Linked DNA regions of Homo sapiens: region 2 is linked to region 1. Evidence: chromatin loops called from intact Hi-C (ENCODE). Cell type or tissue: heart left ventricle. All regions are shown on one strand. Region 1 overlaps CLIP2 (CAP-Gly domain containing linker protein 2). Region 2 overlaps CLIP2 (CAP-Gly domain containing linker protein 2).

Region 1 (2,500 bases):
CAGCTTCCTGCAGTTGAGAAACCATGGGAAATTCCCTATCCCTCCAGGGAGTCATCAGTGACATACTGGCTTGGCCAGGGCGAGCCAAGTCTGGCCTTCCCAGATGTGTGCCTCAGTTTCTCCATGACATAACAAAGGACTAGGTCAGAAATAGCTAAGGTCCTTTCCAGCGCTGACATTCTCCATGTCCTACGTCTCCTCCCAGGGGAGCCAATGTATATACGATGGAGTTTTTGAAACCTGGTTAACAGGAGCTTCCTCGGTCCATATCCTCGCAGGCCAAAGGCAAGCTGTTTGGGAGCTCCCTGTGGGCACAGCCTGGGCCTCACTGCCCTCTGAGTTCCCCAGCAAACCCCCGCGAAGGCAAAGAGCCACTAGTGACTTCCAGCTGGGCCCAGCAACACAGACTTAAACCTCACATGAGGCTGGGCACCATGGCTCATGCCTGTAATCCCAGCACTTTGGGAGGCTGAGACAGGAGGATTGCTTGAGGCCAGGAGTTTGAGACCAGCCTGGGTAACACAGTGAGACCCTGTCTCTACAAAAAAATACAAAAATTAGCCAGCCATGGTGGCTCGCTCCTGTAGTCCCAGCTACTCGGGAGGCTGAGGCAGGAGGATTGCTTGAGCCCAGGGAGTGGAGGCTGCAGTGAGCCATGATCTCATCACTGCACTCCAGCCTGGGCGACAGAGCGAGACCTCATCTCCAAAAGAATTAAAATAGGCTGGGCAAGGTGGCTCATGCCTGTAATCCCAGCACTTTGGGAGGCCGAGGTGGGTGGATCACCTGAGGTCAGGAGTTTGAGACCAGCCTGGCCAACATGGTGAAACCCCATCTCTACTAAAAATACCATAATTAGCTGGGCGTGGTGGCAGGTGCCTGTGATCCAAGCTACTTGGGAGGCTGAGGCAGGAGAATCGCTTAAGCCCAGGAGACGGAGGTTTCAGTGAGCTGAAATCGCATCACTGCATTCCAGCCTGGGCGACAGAGCAAGACTCTGTCTCAAAAAAAAATTAAAATAAACCTCCTACATGCAGTTGATTTATTCCCCAGACAGTGATTCCCACCCAGACAAGAGCCACAAAGGAATTTACTGCAAGTTTCAAGTTCAAAGCATGACAAGGGCCTAAGGACACGGTGCAGGGTGGCTGCAGCTGGTGGCGTGGTCCTGCAGCCGGTGGGGATAAAAAGGGCGCCCAGATGACGCATTCTCCCCTCCGCCTGCGAGGACGCGGGTCCTGCCCTGCCTGTGGAGGTGGGGACTGGCTTTTCCTGCTCAATCTCATCAGGAGGGACCCCAATTCCTGAGGACCTACTAGGTGCCAGACTCTGTGTCAGACACTGGACAAGAGGCATGGCCAAACGGGGCCCGGCAAGGGGGTGGAGTGGGGATGCCAGCAACTACAATTCAGCTTGCCACGCCATGTGCGTAACTGAGGAAGGAACCCAAAATGTGGTACCCGGGGGAGCGGGAGGGAGGGCTCCACCTCGAATGATGTGGGTGTGGGTATTTCCCACGACCTCTTGCCCCAGGAAAGTTACAGAGCTGGCTCCCTCACCTCCTCAGAGAAGCCTTTCCTGACTGCTTTATCTAAAACTCATCACCCTGGTTGGGCATGGTGGTTTGTGCCTGTAATCCCAGCTCTTTGGGAGGCCAGGGCAGGAGGATCACTTGAGGTCAGGAGTTGAAGACCAGCCTGGACAACATAGCAAGACCCCATCTCTAAAAAAAAAAAAAAAAAAAAGAGAATTCTAGGCTGCAGTGAGGCATGATCCCACCACTGCAATCCAGCCTGGGCAATAGGGAGACACTGCCTCTGAGAAAAAAATTACACGGGGCACAGTGGCTCATGCCTGGAATCCCAGCACTTTGGGAGGCTGAGGTGAGCAGATCACCTGATGTCAGGAGTTCAAGAACAGCCTGGTCAACATGGTGAAACCTCGTCTCTACTAAAAATACAAAAATTGGCCTGGCATGGTGGCGGGCACCTGTAATCCCAGCTACTCGAGAGGCTGAGGCAGGAGAATCACTTGAACCTGGGGGGCGGAGGTTGCAGTGAGCCGAGATCGCATCACTTCACTCCAGCCTGGGCAAAAGAGCAAAACTCCATCTCCAAAAAACAAAAAACCCCAACAACAACAAACCTTCTTCTCTGATCAGTAGCAGGGGACCCCGATCTACATGGTGCCCCCCACCCACCACAATAATCTACCAACTGCTACAGCTTTAGCTACTGCCTACATGTGACCACATTTTTTTCTTTAAGACACAAATACACTCTCCTTGTAAATGATTCAAATGACACAGGAAGATGTAGAATGAAACTGATCCCGGCTGGGCGTGGTGGATCACACCTGTAATCCCAGCACTTTGAGACTGAGGCGGGTGGATTACCTGAGTTCAGGAGTTCAAGACCAGTCTGGCCAACATGGTGAAACCCCGTCTCTACTTAAAAAACACAAAATTAGCTGGGTGTGGTGGCAGGCATCTAAAGTCCCA
Region 2 (2,500 bases), 56 kb before region 1:
ACTTGCCACCTAAGGTGATCCTCCCACCTCAGCCTCCTGAGTAGCTGGGATTACAGATGTATGCTACTATGCCCAGCTAAATTTTGTGTTTTTGGTAGAGAGGGGTTTTGCCATGTTGCCCAGGCTGGTCTCAAAGTCCTTGGCTCAAGTGATCCTCCTGCCTCAGCCTTCTAAAGTGCTGGGATTACAAGTGTGAGCCACCACGCCTGGCCTGGCTTCTTATTTTAAGATGGATTCGTATCTTACACTTTTTCAGTCTTAATTCTAATATGGTAAATATAGAATAAACAAACAAAAGCTCTTTGGGGATCCTCAATAATTTTTAGGAGTTTAAAGGGGTCCCTGAGACCAAACATTTTGGGGAGGCATTAATCCTTTCTTTCTTTCTTTCTTTCTTTCTTTCTTTCTTTCTTTCTTTCTTTCTTTCTTTCTTTCTTCTTTCTTTCTTTTTCTTTCTTTCTTTCTCTCTCTCTCTCTTTTCTTTCTTTCTTTCTTTCTTTTTTTTTTTTAAAGAGACAGGGTTTTGCTCTATTGCCCCGGCTGGAGTGCAGTGGTATGCCATAGCTGACTGCAGCCTCGAACTCCTGGGCTCAAGAGATCATCCTGCCTCAGCCTCCCAAGTAGCTAGGACTACTGGTGCATACCACCAGGCTTGGCTAATTAAAAGAAAAAAAAAAAACTTTATTATTATTATTTTTTTGAGATGGAGTCTTGCTCTGGTCACCCAGGTTGGAGTGCAGTGGCATGATCTCAGCTCACTGCAGCCTCCTCCTCTCGGGTTCAAGGAATTCTCATGCCCCAGCCTCCTGAGTAGCTGGGACTACAGGCACACACCACTACACCCAGCTAATTTCTGTATTTTTAGTAGAAACAGGGTTTCACCATTTTGGCCAGGATAGTCTTGAACCCCTGACCTCAGGTGATCCGGCTGCCTCGGCCTCCCAAGGTGCTGGGATTACAGGTGTGAGCCACTGCACCCAGCCTAATTTTTTTTTTTTTTTTTTTTTTTTTAGAGATAGGGGTCTCACTATGTTGCCCAGGCTGGTCTTGAACTCCTGGGCTCAATCCTCCTGCCTCAGCCTCCCAAAGTGCTGGGATTACAGGCATGAGCCACTGTGCCTGGCCCTACTCTTTTCTATAAGCTCTGCTTGGAAAACAGTGTAGAGGCTTTGGAGACTTTATCGGAGCTTAGAGGAGAGCAGGGTGATCGCTCGAGATCGGCCACCTGGCCCACCAGCTCTATCCCCCTCTCTGCCCCAAGATAACATGAGCTAATGTCAAGAAGAGGAGCAAGGGCCAGGGCCACAGGGAGGACCCAGCCGGCCCCACGGCCGCCTCACCGCTCCTTCCGCAGCAGCTCCTGGCTGATGAGGACTAGCTGGCCCGAGGCGTCATGGGTCTTCCGGGACACGGTCTCCAGCTCTGCCTCCAGGCGCCGCTTCTCCTTCAGGAGGGCGTCCACCTTCTTCTCGCCTGACTTACACTTGCTCTCCAGCGCTGGGGTCAGCCGGCAGGGAAGGGAGGAAGAGGATTGGGAACACGTGAGCTTCTGTCCCACCCAAGGGCAAAGACCTGGGCAGGGCGCTGATTCTCCCAGGGGATGAAGGTGACATACCCCACTGCATAGTTTTGACGGTTTTTTTAGAGATTGGGTCTGGCTCTGTCACCCAGACTGGAGTACAGTGGCACAATTATAGCTCATTGCAGCCTCCAACTCCTGAGCTCAAGCAATCCTCCTGCCTCAGCCTCCTGAGTAGCTGGGACTACAGGAGTGCACCATCATACCTGGCGGTTTTTTTTTTTTGGAGACAAAGTCTCACTCTGTCACCCAGGCTAGAGTGCAGTGGTACGATCTTGGCTCACTACAACCTCCGCTTCCTGGGTTCAAGCAATTCTTCTGCCTCAACCTCCCAAGTAGCTGGGACTACAGGCATGTGCCACCACACCTGGCTAATTTCTGTATATTTAGTAGAGATGGGGTTCACCATGTTGGCCAGACTGATCTCGAACTCCTGACCTCAAACAATCCACCCAACTTGGCTTCAAAAGTGCTGGGATACAGATGTGAGCCGCGGTGCCCGGCCAAATTTTTTTTTTTTTTTGAGACGGAGTCTTGCTATTGTCGGCCCAGGAGTGCAATGGCATGTTCTCAGCTCACTGCAACCTCCGCCTCCCAGGTTGCAGCAATTCTCCTGCCTCAACCTCCCAAGTAGCTGAGATTACAGGTGCCCACCACCATGCCTGGCTAATTGTTTTTGTGTGTGTGTGTGTGATAGAGTCTCACTCCGCTGCCAGGCTGGAGTGCCATGGCACAATCTCGACTTATTGCAACCTCTACCTCCCGGGTTCAAGTGACTCTCCTGCCTCAACCTCCTGAGTAGCTGGGACTACAGGTGCACGCTACCACGCTCAGCTAATTTTTTTGTATTTTTAGTAGAGACGGGATTTCATCATGTTGGCCAGGCTGGTCTGAAACTCCTGACCTCAGGTGATCTACCCG

Evidence for each region. Peaks named below come from ENCODE experiments on the same cell type or tissue, not always from the same donor. Only the 100,000 strongest peaks of a DNase experiment are listed, where the experiment ranks them.
Region 2: it touches region 1 in a loop (3.0-fold over the local background); 5 of 110 quality-filtered maps call a loop at or near these places.

Annotation. Positions count from the first base shown.
Region 1 is chr7:74,331,706-74,334,205 of GRCh38, reverse strand. All of the region lies in intron 2 of CLIP2 (CAP-Gly domain containing linker protein 2), which reads right to left. Among named protein-coding and RNA genes, the nearest start is that of CLIP2, 44 kb to the right of the region's middle. In heart left ventricle, no CTCF peak of the experiment used is centred here; a DNase peak (open chromatin) is centred at 1,332.
Region 2 is chr7:74,388,100-74,390,599 of GRCh38, reverse strand. CLIP2 (CAP-Gly domain containing linker protein 2) reads right to left here. Exons shown (of 17, transcript NM_003388.5): 13 at 1,341-1,497. Among named protein-coding and RNA genes, the nearest start is that of GTF2IRD1, 65 kb to the left of the region's middle. In heart left ventricle, no CTCF peak of the experiment used is centred here; a DNase peak (open chromatin) is centred at 1,509.